Regions from separate parts of the Homo sapiens genome. Here region 2 is linked to region 1. A link is an interaction called in ENCODE POLR2A ChIA-PET data of the cell type or tissue named here. Cell type or tissue: PC-9. All regions are shown on one strand. Each heading gives the region's core, and the rest is flanking DNA. Links, peaks and the distances in the headings are about the cores only.

The links. Peaks named below come from ENCODE experiments on the same cell type or tissue, not always from the same donor. Only the 100,000 strongest peaks of a DNase experiment are listed, where the experiment ranks them.
Region 2: POLR2A ChIA-PET joins it to region 1 with 13 read pairs; 3 of 35 experiments call an interaction of 5 or more read pairs at or near these places.

What each region holds. Positions count from the first base shown.
Region 1 is chr6:38,228,717-38,239,563 of GRCh38, reverse strand. The region is part of intron 9 of BTBD9 (BTB domain containing 9); the gene reads left to right. Among named protein-coding and RNA genes, the nearest start is that of BTBD9-AS1, 250 kb to the left of the region's middle. In PC-9, for the core only: a CTCF peak has its summit at 5,202; a DNase peak (open chromatin) is centred at 5,923.
Region 2 is chr6:38,400,092-38,410,938 of GRCh38, reverse strand. The region is part of intron 6 of BTBD9 (BTB domain containing 9); the gene reads left to right. Among named protein-coding and RNA genes, the nearest start is that of BTBD9-AS1, 76 kb to the left of the region's middle. In PC-9, for the core only: no CTCF peak of the experiment used is centred there; a DNase peak (open chromatin) is centred at 5,808; H3K4me3 peaks cover 1,068 bases; H3K27ac peaks cover 1,663 bases.

The DNA.
Region 1 (10,847 bases), core at 982-8,981:
TTTACTCAAGGGTTTGGTATCCTGAAGCTTAGCCCAGTAGCTTGGGTGATAAAACTGCCATGTCTCAGGTTATTGTTTTAAATTTCCTATAAGAGATTATATCTTTTTTTTTTTTTTTTTTTTTTGAGACAGAGTCTTGCTCTGTCGCCAGGCTACAATGCAGTGGCACGATCTTGGCTCACTGCAACCTCCACATCCCAGGTTCAAGCAGTTCTCCTGCCTCAGCCTCCCAAGTAGCTGGGACTGCAGACGTGCGCCACCACGCCCAGCTAATTTTTGTGTTTTTAGTAGAGACAGGGTTTCACCATGTTGGCCAGGATGGTCTCGATCTCTTGACCTCGTGATCTGTCCACCTCGGCCTCCCAAAGTGCTGGGATTACAGGGATTATGGGCATGAGCCACCGCTCCTGGCCAAGAGATTATATCTGAAGTGTAAAGTGAACTTGCACTAGATGACTTGGTGTCCTTTCCTGAGAGAGGAAGAGGGCCTTTTATGTTCTGTACTCTTCTCCCGAGTCCCACCCCATTAAGATTGAATGGAGTAACCATCCAAATGGACCCCTTCTTTCAGCCAAGGGCATTAGAAAGTTAGCCTGAAAAACTTGTTCAGGCCATGATGGAAGCAGGGGTCGGACATGTCTCATTATACCCTCTTCCCTTTTAGAATTCAGGGAAAGCTGACCAGCATTAACATCAACACAGATCTCAAGTCTGATAAGAAACATTTACAGTCTATTCTGTCTGAAACCTACTACTTGGAGGCTTCACCTGCATGATAAAACATTGGTCTCGGCCAGGCGCGGTGGCTCACGCCTGTAATCCTGGCACTTTGGGAGGCCGAGGTGGGCGGATCAACAGGTCAGGAAATCGAGACCATCCTGGATAACACGGTGAAACCCCGTCTCTACTAAAAATACAAAAAAATTAGCTGGGCGTGGTGGTGGGCGCCTGTAGTCCCAGCTACTCGGGAGGCTGAGGCAGGACAATGGTGTGAACCCGGGAGGTGGAGCTTGCAGTGAGCCGAGATCGTGCCACTGCACTCCAGCCTGGGCGACAGAGCGAGACTCCGTCTCAAAAAAAAAAAAACAAAAAACCTTGGTCTCCGCAACAGCTTACTGTAAAGCATACATTCCTTTCTGTTGATAATAACTCTCAACCAATTGCCAATCAGAAAATTTTTAATGACCTGGAAGCACCCGTCCTTGAGTTGCCCTACCCTTCCAGGTGGAACCAATGTAAATCTTACATGTATTTGATTGACGTCTCACGTCTCCCTAAAATGTATAAAACTAGGCTGTGCCCCAAATGACCACCTTGAGCACTTGTTCTCAGGACCTCCTGAGGGTTGTATCACAGGCCATTGGTCACTCATATTTGGCTCAGAATCAATTTCTTCAAATTTTTTGTTTAAAAAAGATTGAATGAGGTGCTTGCTGATTTTGTTTTGTTTTTTAAGAGACAAAGTCCTGCTCTGTCACCTAGGCTTCTAAACCTAGCCTCCGGCAATCCTCCTGCTTCCATCTCCCAGGTAGCTGGGACTATAGGCACATGCCACCACCATGCCCAACTAATTTTTCTATTTTTTTTAAATAGAGACAGGGACTCTCTTTATTGCCCAGGCTGGTCTCGAACTCCTGGCCTCAAGCAGTCTTTTTGCCTCAGCCTCCCAAAGTGCTGGGAGTAGAGGCATGAGCTACCATATCTGGCTGATTTTTTTTTTTTAAAACATTGGAAAATACCATTGAAAAGGAAACAGACAAATGCTTTACATTGTAACCCTCCCCACCTCTCTTTAAAGTCATCTGTTTATTTTTTCTTGACACTTGAAATACCATAAGATTCAGCACTTTTTTGTAAGGAATTAAGATTGTTTTTTCATCAGATTATCTTTTCTTCTTTCTGAGATATAGCTGGCATTATCTATTCATTCATTAGTTTCTGTAGGCATCTTGGTAACCATTTACTCCTATCAGATGGCTTAAGCAAGACCAGAAACTGTTGATTTTGTGATATCATGTGATTTTATGAATCATGTTGATGGGAGCCCTGGTACTTCCATGATCACCGGGGACTGCCATTTATCTCCACACAGGTGGCCTTCCTGGTACTTTGGTGCATCTGACTTGCTAAAACCAGGATATTAGTGAATGGTGGCAACTAACATGCAGGAGTTGTTTGAACTGACCTTACATTTAAGAAATTATTTTGCCCTTTTGGCACAAAAAGTTGGATTTGTTGATCAGAATGATAGATCCCCTCTCTATGTGGAGCTCTGTGTGGAGTTAGGGAGAAAAGAAAAGATAGACTACTTGCCTGTAGTCTGATTTGAAAACAACATACACCTCAAAAAGACTCTCCAATACACTGACTCTTCCTAAGTGTCACCTACAAAGCAAACTGAAGTTGAATGATTGTTTGCTTTCCGTGTCTGCTTAAAAATTTGTCCAAATCACAGACAAGTGTGCAATTTATGAAGACAAAACTAAAAAGCAAGTGAGTTGCACCTTTACAGAGTTCAGCTACTGAGCAGTGAGGTGTAGGAAAAGTGTGTGTTTGGCCTGAGATCAGGCTTCCCCTGGGCCCCTTTTGCAGTGATGCTCAGGGAAAATGCATCCTGTTCATTTGGCACAGCCATCTCTCATCTCACAGTTCTTTGTTTCCCAGATCTGAACCTGGACACAACATTCAATGACTGTGGGTTTGGGGAGCTATTGTTTTCTTCCTCCCACTGTGCCTTCCATTGAAATTTTTATTCTGCATGCGGAACTGAATCCACTCTGCACATGAAATGCACTGACCCAGGTGGAAGCAGATTTTTAATCAAATGTCATTAGAACAATCCATTTGCTGCAGAAATCTCTGGAGTCCTCATATTACTGTGCCCACATTTTCCAGTTGTTTACTGGGATTTGATTTCTAGCCCAGCATGTTTCTTTGGGATTTACTTAGATTGGCTGAATTAAATTAGGATTTATAGTTCTTGTGACCCTTTTACTTAGGAATTTTATATGGAGATATCCCCCATTACAGACCTGCGTGTGTTGGCTAACTGTCGTAATCCAAATGAGTCTTTCCTTCAAAACAGAAGTGGTTTCCCCTTCACTGGGTTTGTGCTTTGTTCTTTAGCCTCTGTTAGGATGTTGGCTATTTGGATTTCAGGTTTGGGGATGGTTTGAAATGATGTCACAGACCAGTAGTCTTTAGAAATGTCTAGGTCATATGATTTGTTAATTTTACTACAAATGAAAAGTAAAGTGGGAAATGGGAGCTCTGGAGAACTGAGAATTGTGGTTTCAGAGAGGACCTAAAATCTATAGTAGTGTTGCTAGTTCCTGGTCTCCATTGTATTTGGAAAAGGGGATGAAGAGGAGAAACGCATCTAAAAGAGGGTATGGAAAAGTAGTGTCAAAGCTGTTGCTGTTTTTATTATTTCTTAAGTGAGGCATTCCTTTCCTACATAAGAACATCTAACTTATGTTTTCTTGAAAAATAAGAGTTCTGGCTGTAAAGAGATCCAGAGTCTCAGTTTCCCGACTCTGATGTCCTGTCCCATACGCAGCCCTGTTTTCCCAGCTGATAAAGCCTACCCTTTCTACCTCGGGCCAGGGGTCTTTCATTGTCACTATGCCCAAGGGGTCTGTGCACACAACTGTACTTCAGTAACATTGGTTTCTTGTGTGTTCTATTTTATACATTTGAAAACATTCTGAGAAGGGATTCATATGCTTCACAGAGTGCCAGAGAGATCCCTGGCACAAAAAAGGGAAGATCCAAGGGTCAGCTGAATACTCACATATGAAAACCTTTGAGTAAAGCAGACATTTCAATGAAAATAGGAAGTGTCAGTTACAGATATCTCTGTTACTGTGTTATTGTGTCATTCCTTTACCTGATTTCTGTTGGTCTCCTGTGACCTTTTCCATCTGGTGTGCACCCTACATTTGGGGCCATGAGCTGCTAAGATGAGCACGTCAAGCTCATCTTTGTCACTGACCCCTCCCTATCTTAAACCTTGAAATATGGTGATCTCATTTGTTAAACTTCAGCCAGTGGTACTGGGAGCCAGATGGAGTTTGCAGCAAAACCTGAGCCCTCCTCACTAGCTCAGGTTTCAGAATCATTTCCCTCTTTGTAGCTCTGTTTGCATGTCAGCCCTGAAGGTTGGTTCTAAAAGATTGAGTCTGGGAAATGTGACCAGCCCTTGGCTTTCCTTTAGTCCTTGCTCTGACCCTCCAGTCTTGACTACCTTCTCTCAAGACTCCCATTTTACTGATAAGAAAATGCAGTGTCTACCTGCAGGAAACGTATGCAGACCTTTCTTCACTCATTCAACCCCTTTTTATCAAGTACCTACTATGAGTTCAGTACTGTGGCAGGCAAAAATCTGCCTGACCACAAAATTAAAGAGCCCACGGTGATTGGTGATTGTCAGAGTGTAAAGTGCAGGCTCGCTGTGGAACAAGAGCTGCAAACCTCCTGTGGTTTAGCAGTTACTGTGTACCCACTATGTACTAGAACTTAACTGGTGGAGGGCTCAGAGCCTGTCCCCAGGAGAAGTACAGTGTAATTGCTGGAATAAGGGGTGCATGTATGAAAGTGAAAATCTGTGTTGGAATTGTTTCTGTTTAATGTAAAATTATTTCAATCTTAGCCTTTATACTAGGGATTGTGTTATTAGACTCTTTACTAGTATTTGCCACCAGCAAGAAAAGTGTGAAATATGGCAGCATTATCTGTACATGAGTGAAGTAAAAAAGGCAAAATAAAAATCCCTGGGCTGAAAATCAGGAGGCCTGGCTCTTAGCCATGGTTCTGCCGCCGATTAGCCGAGCATCCTTGGGCAAGACGTTTACTCTCTCTGTGCCTCTGTCTCCACGTCTGTAAGATGCCATTCCTAAAACAAGGCTTGGTGCTGGGCTCCAAGGGCTGTTTTTATTAAAATAATACCGTTTATTGTTATTTTATCAGTAAAAGTATATAATAGTTATGTAAGACATAAAATATAATGGATTTACTTCTAAAGTTTCTTCTAATGTGTGTTGCCTTGACAGATGTACAGACACCCACATGCATGAATGCTGTATATATAAAATACATGTGTGAGCATTCAACTCTTCCATGTGGGGTCGAGCCAACCCTTGTAACTGCTTCTCCCCACCTCCTTAGCCCTTTGAAACTGTCCTTAACTGTCACATACCTGGGCCCAAGCAGCTGCAGGGTGATAGCTCCACCTTTAGAGCAAAGCCTGCACCCTCAGATATTCTTTGCAGAAAGTGAGAAAATAAAATAACAAACTGAAATATATTAAACACCTTGAGCTTCCTGGAGACGAAGGCTGTGACAGACATAGTTATATATTTGAAAGAAATAGAGTCATATAGAACAACAAATAGAGGTGCTGAAGCACAAGGTCAGATGAGTTTATATTTAAAGAAAGGTCAGGAAGTTAGTCTTTTCCTTCTAAAATCACAAGGTACATACCTCGTGACTGGAATCCTTTTCCTAATGAAATATTAACATCCATTAGATGTTGGGTTTGCATTAAAAATGTCTCCACATTTGTATTTTTAGCATGGACACAGTGGTATCAGTTAAAATAATTAGCCCTTGCCTGTAATATAAAAGCCTTATCTCTTTACTCTTACTTTTTTAGAAGGCAGATGTTTTAAAACTGATTTGAAAATCAAATTTGCCCTTCAGTGATTTCATTTGGAAGAAACAGAGAAGTAAACATTATAAAGAAGGCTTTTCAGTACATTATGCATGCAAATTGTGGCAGCCGAATTCAGGTTCACAAGTGGAGGTGGCTGCCTGTCCTGGTTGAGAAAGGTTGAGATGTTTAAATTAATACAAAGGTCATCAACCCTCAGATTGTGTTCTTCTGTCATTTGGTAGCAGGGCTATTGCTTCCTGTTAAACTCTACCTGCCAAAAGGTAAGCACTGAAAGGCGCTGGCAGGCCAAGTAAGGCCACAGTCATAGTGCAGTGGCTGTGTTGAAACTTCCAGGGTAGGCTGCTGCAGAGAACCTTGCTTTCTGCCCAGCCTTGTGTGCTGGATGCAGTAGAATGGGCATAAGGGGTGTGTGCTCTTTCCAGAATACCGCACTGTTAGAGAATTTGGAGGCTATGGTCACAGAAGTTAAATATGTGCCGCAAAGAACTGCTCTGATATATTATGGGTTTATCTGATATCTCTTCAAGGGTCAGGGACCATGTCTTATTCATCTTTGAATCACCACAACTTGGCACAGAGCCTGACATGTAGTAGGAGCTTAAAAATGGTTTCGTTATTTTTTTAAAAAAATAGTGAATGAATTTAGGAATGAAGGAGTAAGTAGTTATATTTTGGGAACAACTTGTCTTTTTTAAAAAATTGAATTACAACACAGATTTTGTCCATCTTATAGTGAATTAGATAAAGGTTATCACTAGGGAAGGGCAGAAAATGAGATTTAAACTAATCCAAATCAAATTCTTGCTCACTATCCTGAAGATCAAACACTTGAGCCCTCCCACAGATCTGGAAAGAAAAGGCCTCCCACCAAGGAAGCATGACCATCCTGCCTAAAATTTGAATTAAAAATCCAGTTGGCCCAGCTCCTCAGTGGGTGGATTCTGGAAAGGGATGGTTACCCAGGGTGAACACAGCATCCTCTGGGAAGGGCTTGTTGGAATCAGCCAGGTTTAGCCTGGGCTATAGGAGGAAGCCTGGCCTCTTATGTGTTACTAATCCGTGATCCAGAGAGACTCATTTAAAAAGGCCTCAGCCAGGCGCAGTGATGCACGCCTGTAATCTTAGCTACTTGGGAGGCTGAGGTGGGAAGATCGCTTGAGCCCAGGAGTCTGAAACCAGCCTGGGTAACATAGCGAGACCTTATCTTCAAAAAAAAAAAAAAAAGTTGCGAAAGGTTTATGTGAAAAAATAATAATAAAATAAAATAAATAAAAGTGAACTGTAGCTAGAAAGTCCAATAACAAATCTTTTGGGAAGATCTTTGTGCTATACTACATCTCTCTTGTATCTTTTAATCTCTTTTCTGCTGAGGCAGGCAGATCACGAGGTCAGGAGATCGAGACCATCCTGGCTAACACAGTGAAACCCCATCTCTACTAAAAATACAAAAAATTAGCCGGGCGTGGTGGCAGCCGCCTATAGTCCCAGCTACTCAGGAAGCTGAGGCAGGAGAATGGCGTGAACCCGGGAGGCAGAGCTTGCAGTGAGCTGAGATTGTGCCACTGCACTCCAGCCTGGGCAACAGAGCGAGACTCCGTCTAAAAAAAAAAAAAAAGAAAACAGAGACTATGGGACATTTCCAGACCAGGGCTGAAACTACCCTTACAAGAAGGACTGTCCATGCCAGGGAGCAGGGCAGCTCTGTGCAGTCGGAAGGCCCTCACTTTGTCCTGTTTTGTGACCATGAATACTCCAGATTATAGAACCCCTACAGCTTTTGGCTGGCAAAAGGGCCACATGCTTTTCATGGGGCTAAACTGAAACTATAGCAGAGAAACATAACTCTTCTCTGCTTTTTCCTTACAATTCCTTTGAGAAGGAGGAAGAGAGGTGTGGTAAACAGATTCCCTTTTCCCTTCTCTCCTATTTCCTGTCCCTGCCCACCCCTTCCTTATTTCTCATGGTTCTCTCTTCACAAATATGTGGCTGGATCAGGGATTACATCTGAAATGCATTTTAATTTATGTGTTCAAATGGAAAGATTTCATTTTATGGGTGAGAGAAGGGCAAAACACAGACCAGAATGCCCTGCTGTCATAGTAGGAAATTTGGTCCTGTCTTTCTCCCATGCGGCTAGGCCACAGCACTGCTGGGTGCCAGTGCAGGTTCAGGTGAGTGGGCCTGATGGCTTGGGGTTGATGAGCTGCCAGGCTCTTGATGGGCCATTCTAGCCTCTTTTATGGCCCACTTTATGTGTTGACTACTAGGTCAACAGTATGAGTTCCTACTGTAAATAGAGTCTTCTACTGGCATTGTGATGGAATTCTAAGTAAATAAAATTCAGATTTTTGAAATCAGAATTATCCTTGCCCTTAATGTTATATTGGGCAAAATTATATATAAATGAAGGAGTTAGAGACATTGCCATGAACTTTATCTGATTAAGCAGCAACTCTCTTAAGTGGTACTTTTCATATGAAAACAGTCTAATCCTGTAGCCACACAGCTGCAGGTGAGATGTTAATTCTGCACCAGCAATGTGGAGGTCTCTCATAGTGCATGGTTTTTAAGTAGCATGTCTGTGTTATCCCACATAATGCATTTCTACTACCAATTATTGTCTGACCTAACTCAATGCTGGTAATTCAATTTGATTCTTTGATGGCATCATAAAATATTGATAACAAAGTAGATAATAATGGTGGTATAAAAATGAAACCAAGAGCCATTTTTAGTAATGCAAGTTAGGTCATAGCAAATGTATTTGATTTCTCCCAATTCTATAATTCTCACCATTATGAGAATTTCTCCCAATTCTATAATTCTCACCATTCAACAAATAATAATTGAGCACTTATGAAGTCTTAGGCATTGAACAAGGCAGACAGGATCCCTACTTTCATCAGTTTACATCCTAGTAGGGGGAAATAACAGATAAATAAGGAAGTTTCAACTACTGATAAATGCCATGAAGAAAATGAAATGGAGAGGTAATTAGAGAGTGACTAGGCTGTGGTAGGCAAGAAGCAGCTACTTTAGGCCAGAAAGGCCTTTCTGAGAAAGTGACATTTGAACTGAAATAAGTGATAGATAGAAGCCAGCCTTCCAAAGCCTTGGGAAAAGAGGATCTAAGGAATAGTTAAGGCCCTGAAGAGGGAATTAACATGGTATGTGTGCAGAACAGAAGGATGGCTTGTGCTTCCCAAGCCGGTGAAGGAAGCAGAGGTTGGGATGAGATGGGATGAGGCCAGTAGATCTCCGATCATATATGACCTTTAGGTTTGGTAAGTAGTGTGAATTTTATTCTAGGAACAAGGTGGGGGAGTTATTGGAGGGTTTTAGGCAAGGGAGTAGTAAGAACTTATGTCTTTTTTTTTTTTTTTTTTTTTTTTTTGAGATGGAGTTTTGCTCTTGTTGCCCAGGTTAGAGTGCAATGTCACGATCTCGGCTCACCACAACCTCCATCTCCCAGGTTCAAGCAATTCTCCTGCCTCCGCATCCTGAGTAGCTGGGACTATAGGAACCTGCCACCATGCCCAGCTAATTTTCTATTTTTAGTAGAGACAGGGTTTCTCCATGTTGGTTCAGGCTGGTCTTGAACTCCTGACCTCAGGTGATCTGTCTGCCTTGGCCTCCCAAAGTGCTGGGATTACAGGCATGAGCCACCGCGCCCAGCTCCTTATGTCTGCTTTTTAAAGTTCATTCTGGTTGCTGTGTGGAGAACAAATCAGAAGGGGGCTAAATATGGAACTGTGAGATTAGTAAGGAAGCTGTTGCTCTAACACAGATGAGAGATGACTTGAACTAGGGCACTTACAGTGGAGATGATGAGAAGCAGCTGGCTATGGAAAATGTATTGCTGGTAGAATGGACTGGCGGTCAGGATGGGGATGAGGGAGAGGAGAGAAAGGTCTTGTTAGTGTTTCTGACTCTGTCCTTGGTCCTGAACATTTCACTCTTTTTATCAATGCCCTGAAAGGCATGCTTCTCGGGTTTCTGGATGAGACAAAGCTAGGAGGGATGACTAATGTGATAAATGACAGACATGAAATTCAAAACGATCTCTCCAGGCCCTAATGTGAGACCAAACCAACAGGATGGAATTTAATGGGGATAAATGTGATGCTCTCCATTTAGGTTCAGAAAATCAATTCTACAAGTACAGGATGGGAGCAGTCAAGCTTGAGAGAAGTTTATGGGAAAAAGAACTGTGGTTTTGATTGGCCACAAATTCAATAAGAGCTAATAGTTAGGTGGGGCTGCTACAAACCTTGAGCAGTCTTAGTCTACACTGTCTGCCAGGTGTTCATATATCCATATGACCTTCCTATTGTGCTCTGTGTTGGTCAAGACACGCCTGGGCACCTGTGCAAAAGTAGATGATGGGAGTTCAGGAAACTGTTTCATGGGGGGACCAATTAAAGGAACTAGGGATAAAACAAGATCCAGGTAAACCATCAAAGGGGCTGTAGGGTCATGATAATTATCTTTAAATATAATTTAAAGAGCTGTCTTGTGAGAACCTACATTCTGTTAACCCAGAGGTTTGCACTTAACAAAATTTTACTTCATACCTTCAACACACATGTAATGAGCATCTGTCTACTCTTTGCCAGTTACTATTTTCTGTGTGTATCAGATGAAGTACCTAATTAATATGTTTTCAGGATTTTTAGAGACTTTTTTTTTTTTTTTGACAGAGTCTTGCTCTGTCACCAGGCTGGAGTGCAGTGGTGTGATCTCCACTCACTGCAACCTCCACCTCCCAAGTTCAAGTGATTCTCCTGCCTCAGCCTCCCATGTAGCTGGGATTACAGGCACCCATCATCATGCCCAGATAATTTTTTGTATTTTTAGTAGAGACGGGGTTTCACTATGTTGGCCAGGCTGGTCTTGAACTCCTGACCTCATGATCCGCCCACCTCAGCCTCCCAAAGTGCTGGGATTACAGGCGTAAGCCACCATGCCCAGCCTAGAGACTGTTTTTGTTTTGTTTTTGTTTTTGTTTTTGTTTTTTGAGACGGAGCCTCGCTCTGCCGCTGGGCTGGAGTACAGTGGCACGATCTCAGCTCACTACAACCTCCACCTCCTGGGTTCAAGCGATTCTCCTGCCTCAGCCTCCTGAGTAGCTGGGACTACAGGCGCATGCCACCACGCCTGGCTAATTTTTGTA
Region 2 (10,847 bases), core at 1,117-9,116, 170 kb before region 1:
TGCAGGGAACCACTTGCATGAATAATATGTGAATTCATGACATGATATTTTCTTGTTTTTTTAAATTATTTTTTATAGAGACAGGGTCTCACTATGTTACCCAGGCTGGTCTTGAACTCCCAGGCTCAAGTGATCCTCCCACCTCAGCCTCCCAAAGTGTTGGGATTATAGGTGTGAGCCACTGTACCCGGCCCTCGTGACATGACATTGCACACTGTTGCATTGTTAAGTTAGTCATTCAGTATCATTCTCTAAGGAACTTCCTCACTGAAGATGTTTAATTCATAGGTGTTACATGACCAGGTAATATTTTCATGTTTTCTTATCAATGAAAGTTATTTTAGAGCTGTTCATTTAAAAAATCTTCCATAGCACAGTTCTTCAGTTTCATGGAATAAAAAATGCTAAGTTTTTGAGATTATTCCATTAACATTATTTTTTATTCTTTTTTTTGTTTGTTTGTTTTGAGATAAGGTCTCACTTGGTTACCCAAGCTTGAGTGCAGTAGTGTGGTCACGGCTCACTGCAGCCCCAGCCTCCTGGGCTCAAGTGATCCTCCCCTCAGCCTCCCAGGTAGCTGAGACTACAGGTGCATGCTACCATGCCTGGCTAATTTTTAAACTTTTTGTAGATGTGGGGGTCTCACACAGTTGCCCAGGGTGGTCTCAAGTGATTACTAGACTCAAGTGATCCTCCCGCCTCAGCCTCCCAAAGTGCTGGGATTATAGGTGTGAGCCACCATGCCTGGACAACTAGATTTTTGTTTCTAATTCTAAGATATAAGAGATAGATGTTTTGGATTTTATCAACTATGTAAACATATTCAAATAAAAACTCTTGATATTCTTTAAGTCATTAATTTCTTTGAGCAAGTGGAATGATTTCTTTTTTTAAAATAAAAACTCATTGATGTGTTAGAGCCCAGAAAATATAACGGTTTAGCTCTAGAAAATGATTACAGAATTGGGTTCATGCTAGGGAGATAACTGACTGGATAAATTAGTTCGAATTATGCCTTGTTTTTGGTTTTATACTCAGGAAATCACACACTTGTACAACCACCCATAAGCTCACATATTTTATTTATTTTATTATTATTTATTTATTTATTTTTTGATACAGAGTCTTGCTCTGTTGCCCAGGCTGGAGTGCAGTGGCATGATCTCGGCTCACTGCAACCTTTACCTCCTGGGTTCAAGAGATTCTCCTGCCTTAGCCTCCCAAGTAGCTGGAACTACAGGCACGGACCACCATACTTGGCTAATTTTTTTTATTTTTAGTAGAGACAGGGTTTCACTGTGTTAGCCAGGATGGTCTCAATCTCCTGACCTGGTGATCTGCCCACCTCGGCCTCCCAAAGTGCTGGAATTACAGGCGTGAGCCACCATGCTCAGCCAGATCACATATTTTAGAGATAGCCTTTTCAAGAAATTCTTAATCAGTAAACAGGAGTTTATGAACATCTGTTTTCCTGAATTTTAGAAATATAGATTAAAAATAAGTATTTAAAAAACAACTACAGGGTACTCTATCTTACATCTTTTCTCCCATTTCAAAACTAATGAACACTTATTAAGCCCTTATAGAATATCTCAGAAAAGTATGCTGATTAAGCTTGCTTAAGGAATTAAGTTAATTCACATTATGTTGTAGGCCACCAATTATTTGTCTTGGGTTTTGTTTTGTTTTGAGATGGAGTCTGTCTCTGTCACCCAGGCTGGAGTGCAGTGATGTGATGTCAGCTCACTGCAACCTCCACCTCCCTAGTTCAAGCGATTCTCCTGCCTCCGCCTCCCAAGTACCTGGGATCACAGGCACCTGCCATCATGCCTGGCTAGTTTTTGTATTTTTAGTGAAGACAGGGTTTCACCATGTTGGCCTGGCTGGGCTCGAACTCCTGGCCTCAAGTGATCCACCTGCCTCGGCCTCCCAAAGTGCTGGGATGACAGGCATGAGTCACTGCGCCTGTCCACCAATTATTTCTCTTTGGTCTTTTTCTATAGCACTGGTACCTGAAGTAGTACCTAAGCATTAGAATTTCGTATCATTTTCCTTTGGATACTTCCTTTGGGCTCTGTGTTTCCTGAGAATGGACTGAGTGAGGGAGGGATGGTAGAAATGCTACTGCTTTTAGCCTTAGTTTTTCGGACAAAGAGGGGTAAAGACAAAATTAATTTGGAAGCCTGTTGTTGGTAAGACTTAGGAAATAATAAAAGATGTTCCCTCTTTGCATATATTCTTTTTTTGTTGATTCTACACAGCAACTGTTTACTTTGGAGTATTTATAGTTTGTATGTTCAGTGGTTTTTCAGGGATTTTTCTTGTTAAGCCAACATGCAAATATAGTGACCTTAACAACTATATCTCATGATGTAAGGCTAAGGTGTCAATGTGGCAGTCTTGGAATTATTTCAACCCGAGCAAAGGAAAAACAAACATTGGTGGGTTCATCCCCTATCCAGATCACAAAGCTTTGGATTCTTTTTGGATTCTCTTCAATGTATTTAACCTTTAAGCATTAGAATAGTAGGCAAAGGAAGTAAGAGAATATGAGAACTGTTTTTTTGGTTTTGTTTTGTTTTGTTTAGAGACAGGGTCTTGCTCTGTTGCTGGAGTGCAGTGTCACGATTATAGCTCACTGCAGACTTGAACTCCTGGGCTCAAGTGATCCCCCTGCCTCAGCCTCCCAAGAAACTGGGACTGCAGGTGCATGTCACTACACCTAACTAATTTTTCTATTTTCTTTTGAGATGGGGGTCTCACTGTGTTGCCCAGGCTGGTCTCGAACTCCTGGCCTCATGTGATCCTCTTGCCTCGGCCTCTCAAAGTGCTGAGATTACAGGCATGAGCCACCACGCTTTGCCAGTGCCATGATTTTAAATCGTGTCCTTCAAGTGTTAGTAAGTAAAGTGGCCTAATTTTAGGTTATGTATCAGCTGTTTCATTGGGATTCCTTTTTTAGGAAAAATAAATTATCTCCAAAAAGAAAGCAAAAACAGCTTTCCTTTGATCTGATTATACATCAGAGTTGTTCCATTGAGGACCTTGAATGCAGGGATTCTTGAATTTATCTGGATGGAAAGGCAAGCATGATGGATTTTGTTAGTCTTCTAATTGAATCCAGTTTTGATAATTATTTCCATTGCTACTTCAGGATTTACAATTGATCATCTTTATAGTCATGAACATAGGAAAACATTGTGAAAATACCCATGGAAAATGAAATAGTTTTTGGTTTTTGTTGAAAGCAGTCACTTAGCTGATTTTGTCCTGCATATTTCCCCACATTTAACTTTACCCAACTTAGCTCCCTTTTTCCAAGTTAGAACTGAAGTCTAGCACATTGGGAAAATGACTTTTATTAAATGCATGACTAGAATTCTTCAAAACCCCAGCTAGACTCTGCAAGGGGCTGCTGCAGGTTGCACACAGGAAGAACTGTGGCTGGTCTGCTTCTCGTCCTGATCCGGGCATAGCCAGGCTGGTACACAGGCATACTGGATAAGTAATTGGTCTTAAATATAACATTGCAAAGAACTAGAACTCAAAAGTGATTCCCTACTGAAAGAACTTCCTCTTTTATTGCTCTGAAATGATCTTTCAATTTGGCCTCATTCTGAAAGTTGCCATTTGAATTGGACTGGGAACAAAAGTTAGAATTTATTGAAAACAACTCATTGCTTAATCTCTGGCAATTTTATTTTATATGTGATCAACAGATGTGTTGCAAGTCGGATTCAAAAGGAAAATAAAAGTTTAAACAGTTAAGATGTCATCAAATACTTTTCCAAACCTGTAGGAAAATAAAATTAAAATCTATTTGAGAAATACTCAGGTGCAACATACATTTTTATTCTGCTTTCTTCTTGTTCACTCCCATTTCTGCCTCCCATTCTCCTTACAAAAGACAGCCAGGTAGTGGAAACAGAACAAGGAATTTGAACTCTGACTTCACTTCCAGACCTGGTTCTGCTACTTACCATGTGAATCCTGCTCAGACTGGTCATTGAGCTTCCTTGAGCATGGTGATAATCATAGCCAGGCATAGTGGCACTCGCTTATAGTCCCAGCTACTCAGGAGGCTGAGGCAGGAGGATTGCTAGAGCCCAGGAGTTTGAGGCGGCAGTGCACTGTGGTCGTGTCTGTGAATAGGCACTGCACTCCAGCCTGGGCAGCAAAGTGTGATCCCCATTAAAATATCATAATAAGAAAGTACTTTGTCCTACCTTCCTCACCAAGGTGATTATTGATTTCAGATGACACGATACCTGTAGAAATTTAGTTTCCCCAATGTGATTCTTCTTATTAAGATTGCATATCCAGGACTAGTCTTTTAATCTTCTAACATTGTTTTTGAGAGTAAGAGTATCAGAAAATTATTTTTCCAATTCTTCTAGTACTACCACTGGGAATTGGGAATGCCAACTCCTTACTGTAAATGAAAATGTATTCCCTAATCTAAGAGGTCTTTTCCAAGTACCAATTCTGACAAGAAATTTAATGGAATGGTAATGTATGTATATTCCTCTACAGTGTGATGTGGGGCTTGCTTCAACTTGCTGATAGTCAGTAGAATTTGGAGATTAAAAAAACACACACACAATCAATTCTCGGGCTTTAGATCAAAATCTCAACAGCACTTAGAGCTTGGCAAAGAATTTTGCCTTTGGCCTATGCTGATGCTCCTTATGGTTACTCTTTTCTGGGACTCTAAAATGTTAGATTTGTGTAGGAGCCAAAGATTTATAAGAAGGTGCTAGGTCCCTGTCCTACAGAGTTGTGAAGAATTTCTTTCCTTATCTTCCCTTGCCTTTTACCTAAAGACCTATGAATGTGTGTTGGATCTAAGCTCAGGTTTTGGGTTGAGAGGCCTAAAGTTGAGCCCACTTGAATAGTAGCTTACCAATACATGTCTCTGCTGACGTCATAGCTCATTAACATCCTGTCCACTGTTGTTGATTTCTGAAGCACCCACATTTCACTGCCCCTCCCCCAGCATCTTCACAAAGCTTTTATTCCCCCAAAGACATTTTCAAAATTTCATTTGTAACTGTTGTGCACAGCTGACATGGAGAATTATTCTAGGTGCTGAATTGTTTATCACTAGAATATTTAGACCAACACTAGAAGATCTGCGATCAGTATGGAAACTCAAATAGGCTTTATGGCTGCTTTCCTGAGTCCATTGACTTCTATTTATTTGGGAATATTTAGTATTAAAAAGTTATAGAACAAATATGGATAAAATAATTTGAAGGTTTTGCCATCACAAAACCTTATATCATTTGCACTGAGAATGTAACACTAGCTGGGTGTTATTGTTTGTTTTTTTTTTTAACAACAGAACCAATAAAATGATTAATATGTGTTTTTGCAGGAGCTTATTTCTCATTATAGCTTCAGTATTGGAGGAGAGATTAAATTTCTGAATATGAATCTGATTTTTCAGACTTCCAACTTCCTATAAGTTTTTATGTGCTGATGCAGAGTTGCTGCTTTCAGGTCATAGCAATTTAGCTTTTCTAGAAGCTATTCTTTTTCTAAGTGACTGGCAGGAATCATTACTCTCTATGGCAAGAAACCAGAAGTTGGCAGGAGCCCTACAATGACTGTCCAATTTTTTTTTTAACTGTTTTGCCAGTTTCCAGATTTTCTTCCCTTGTCTTATAGGGTATCAGGTTCAAAGCGAGTGATACACATGTAGTCACAGACCTGCCCAGGCCAGGTATGAGGGATCAGGCCCTTCCTCAGATAGATTGTCTATTTAGCATTCTGGATAGAAGCCAGAGATCATGGTACATTCCTAGAATTGCACAACTCAAAGCTACAACCATCAGGCAAGTTTTGTATTTGTTCCTGAAACTCTTACATTGTTACTTTGATTTCTTCTGATTGTTTAGAGGTATGAATCAGACAAGATCGTTTCATAACGATTGACAATAAGCACTGAAAGCCTCAGTGATGACAGTAATATTTCCTACCTCAGCCTCTTCCCAGTATGAATTTTACAACACTGAAAAGGGCTAGGGCTCTAACCTGAAGAGATTTCTGAATTTGTCTCTTTTCTGACAGAATTAATTGAAGTAGAAAGTATTTCAAGTGCGGGCCACTCTGGAACTGAGCTCTACCTTTTTACCTGGAGTGAAACCATCCTAATTTTATCCTCTGCTGGCCAGGGTCAATTTGATAATAACAAGCCCAGAATGAAACACATCAGTTTATCCCTTATCTGCAGTAACAACTAGAAATGCTTTTGCTTGTTTGAACTTTGCCCTCCCTAGAATCTTGATATTTGTTTTGAATTTGGTTTTTGGCAGAATGAGATCCCATGCATGCCAGGCAGGCTCAGGGATGAAGAGTTAGTAGTTTGGGGTTTTGTTTTTTTTTATTGACTTGCTCTGGGCGGAAGCTTTCACTTTTCAAATGTGTGATTCTTCTATTGTCCTAGCTGTGCTGTCGGTAATGAATGCATCCTCTGTTTTGGAACTGTGCCAGATAAGATGCAAATTTGTCTATTCTACTTCTGTATCAAGTAAGGTTACCTAACTGGGTCTACTACTGTTTGAAGATATTAAAGACTCACAAAATCATGCTATGGTAAATGAAGAGTACTTGTTCTCTAAGTCTGCTGAGGAAAGAAAATGGGCTAGTGTGCTAAAGGAATGGATTTATATTAGCGGCTTATTTTGGAATTTTAAAAATTGAGATATAGTTAATATGCCATAAATTCACCATTTTAAGGTGTACAATTAAGTGGTCTTTAGTGTATTCAGAAGGTTGTGCATCCATCACCACTAACATTTTTTATCACCCTAAAAAGAAACTCAGTATCCATAAGCAGTCACTTCCCAATCCCTTCTCTCCCCATCCCCTGGCCACCACTAATCTGCTTTATGTCTTTATGGATTTGTGTATTCTGGACATTTCATGTAAATGGAATCATACAATATGTGGCCTTTTGTGTCTGGCTTCTTTTACTTCATATAATTCTCTCAAGGTTCATCTGTGTTATAGCATATATCAGTACTTCATTTCTATTTATGGCTGAATAATGTTCCATTGTATGAATATACAGTATTTTACTTATCCATTCATCAGTTGATGGATATTTGGGCCATTTTAGTCTTTTGGCTGCTGTGAATAATGCTGCTATACACATTTATGTACATGTTCTTGTATGGACATATGTTTTCAGATCCCTTGAGTATATAACTAGGAGTAGAATTGCTGGGTCATATGGAAATTCTGTCTTTAACTTTTTGACGATCTGCCAGACTGTTTTCCATAGAAACTGTACCATTTTACATTCCGGCTAGTAGTATGAAATGGTTCTAATTTCTCAACATTCTCATCAACACTCATTGTCATTATCAGACATTTTTGATTATAGCCATCCTTGTGGGTATATCAGTTGTGGTTTTCATTTGCATTTACCTGATGGCTAATAACATTGAGTGTCTTTTCATATGCTTATTGGGGATTTACAGGGTTTTATTTGGAAAACGTCTTATCCAGATTCTTTATGCCTTTTTAAATTGAGTTGGTTTTTGTTTATATGCCCATTGTTTAATTGGATTTTTTAAAATTGTTGAGTTTTAAGATATACATATGTATATAATTACCAGAACCCTATCAGATATATGATTTAATTTTGTGGGGAAATATTGTCTCTCCTTTTGTGGGTTGTCTTTTTGCTTTCTTGATAATGTCCTTTGAAGCACAAAAGTTTTAAATTTTGATGAAGTCCAATTTATTTTTTCTTTGGTTGCTTGTGATTTAGGTTTTCCTTTCCTTTTCTTCTCTTCTCTTCTTTTCTTTTTTCTTTCCTTCTTCTCCCCTCCCTTCCCCTCCCCTTCCCTCCCCTCTCCTCTCTTTGGACAGGGTTTCACTCTATCACCCAGGCTGGAGTGCAATGATAGCTCACTGCAGCCTCTGTGTCCCAGGCTTAAGCAATTCTCCCACCTTAACCAGCTGAGTAGCTGGGATGACAGGTGCACACCACCAAAGTCCAGCTAATTTTTTTTTCTAATTTTAGTGGAGATGGAGTCTCACTATGGTGCCCACTCTGGTCTCGAACTCCTGAGCTCAAGCAATCCTCCCTCCTTGGCCTTCCAAAGTGCAGGTATTATAGGCATGAGCCACCAAGTCTTGCTGATTTAGGTTTCATTGCTAAGAAATTGTTGCCTAATCTAAGGTTATGATAACATACACCTCTATTTTCTTCTAAAAGTATTATAGTTTTGACTCTTATGTTTAGGTCTTTGATCCATTTTTAGTTACTTTTTATATACAGTGTGAGGCAAGAGTCTAAATTCATTCTTTTGTATTGGACATCCAGTTGTCCCAGGCACATTTTCCCCTTTGAATTGTCTTGGCAGCCTTGTCAAAAATCAGTTGGCCATAGATGTATGGGTTTATTTCTGTGCTCTCAATTTTATTCTGTTGGTTTATATGTCTACCCTTATGCCAGTGTTACACTATCTTGATTACTGTGGTCTGTCATAAGTTTTAAAATCAGGAAATGTGATTCTTCTAACTCTTTTGGGGATGGGGGATTGTTTTGGCTATTCTGGGTTCTTTCCATATGAATTTTAGGATCAGGTTGTCAATTTCTACAAATAAGTGTGTTGGGATTTTGAAAAGGATTGCATTGAATCTATGGATCGCTTTGAGAAGTATCGTCACCTTAACATATTAAATCTTTTAATCCATGAACACAGAATGTCTTTCCATTTATTTAGGACTTTTAAAATTTCTTTCAACAATACTTTATAGTTTTCAATGTACTAGTCTTGCATATTTGCTAAATATATTTTAAATATTTTATTCTTTTTGATGCTATTGTAAATGAAATTGTTTTCTTAATTTTATTTTCATTTTTTCATTGTTCATTTATAGAAATACAATTGATTTTGTGTATTGATTATATTAGCAATTTTAAAGAACATCTTCTGGTTATAATTTCAAATATATTGGAACCAATATAGAAAGCCACTTGTAGTCTTCCTTAGGATTCTTTTAAAGAGTAGAGTATGTATAGTTAACATTTGTTGAACACTTACTAGGTGTCAGGCATTAAGCTGCTATGTATGTTACAATGAATTATTCTCATTTAATGCTAACTTTTGTCTTCATTTTACAATGAAGAATCCTTGTCCATAGTCCTACGATAAATCAGTGGCAGAGCTGGAACTTGAACCCAGGTCACTCACTCCAAAGCCTGTTTTCTTAACCATTTGACTATACATACTGCCTTTTTGTGAATAATTCATAATAGCTCTATCCTGGAACCTAGACAATAGATTAAGCAACATGGAAATATTCTCCAGGTCTCTACTTCTTGTCTCTTTACCAGGGTTGATCATTTCACTTTTATACAACAATGATTCTGTTCCTCCTTTGGGAAATTTTAATTTCAAAGGATCCTTCAGCAAGACTGTTTGAGCCATTATAGAGCCTGGAGGCAAACATAGTAAACAAAAGGTGTATACATACTGTATTAGTCCATTTTCACACTGATATAAAGATACTACCTGAGACTGGATAATTTATAAAGGAAAGAGGTTTAACATTGACTCACAGTTCTGCATGGCTGGGGAGGCCTCAGGAAACTTACAATTATGGCAGAAGGCAAAGAGGAAGCAAGGCACATTTTACATGGTGGCAGGAGAGAGAAGAAGAGGAAGAGCAAGGAAGTGCCACACTTAAACCATCATCTCTCGTGAGAACTCCCTCACTATCATGAGAACAGCATGGGGAAACAGTCCCCATGACCCAGTCACCTCCCACCAGGTCCCTCCCTTGACATGTGGGGATTACAATTCGAGATGAGATTTGGGTGAGGACACAGAGCCAGACCATATCAAATACCAATTGTGATACATATTATGGAAGGAAAGAACAGGGTGCTATGACAGAGAGTAATATGATGTCCTAATCTGGAAAGAAGGTCAGGGAAGGAAAAGACTCTTGAGCCATGACCTGGCCTGAAGTAATTAGCCTGGTTTAAAGTGGGGGAAGGAGCACTGTAGCAGAAGGAATAGGAGATGTTTATCTCATAGGATTATGATGAAACTTAAATAAATAGTACACATGAGAATTCCTAACCTAGACCAGGCACAAAATAAATTCTTTTAAAAAATTATTTTAAAGTTGTTACAGTGAGCATGAATACTTTTGTAATCAGAAAGCCAAATAAACGTTTAAAAGTAGTTGATGCTCTGAGAGAGACTAAACTACCTTGGATTGTGTATTTGCTGAGACAAGAGGGAATCTGGGCTGGTATCCTAGGGAGTGATGATTGGAGTGAATGAAAAAGGATAAGGGTGCAAAAGAACCTGAGAAGGATTGGTCAGAGAGGCATTAGAAGAACCTAGGGAAGATGTTACAAAAGGCGGAGGAAAGAAGGCTTTTGGGGAGAAAGGGTGGTTAATCATGCTAGATACCTGTAAGGCTGTCAAATGGGGTAAAGACTGAAAAGAGGCCATGGGGTTTGGCCCTTAGAGGACATTGAGTGATTTTTCAGATTAGTTTCAGTAGAGCAAAGGAGAAAGGAATAGATTGAGACACTAAGCCTATGAGAAAGTGGAACGTGGGTATATAAACTATGGGCTCTAGAAGTTTGATAAGAAAGGGGAGATAAGAGGGGCTGATTACTTAAAACAGGTGTGTTGCTTAAGGATCTGGGCTGAGAGGAAGTGGCTAGCAGCGAGAGAGCAATTAAAGATACTACAGAGAAGAAATAGCTGATGGGACAGGTAGAAGAAGGAACTGGTGAAGGAAACAGGACCCGATGGGGTCAGGAACACAGGTACAGAGGTATGCCTTGGAAAGGAAGAGTGACAGGA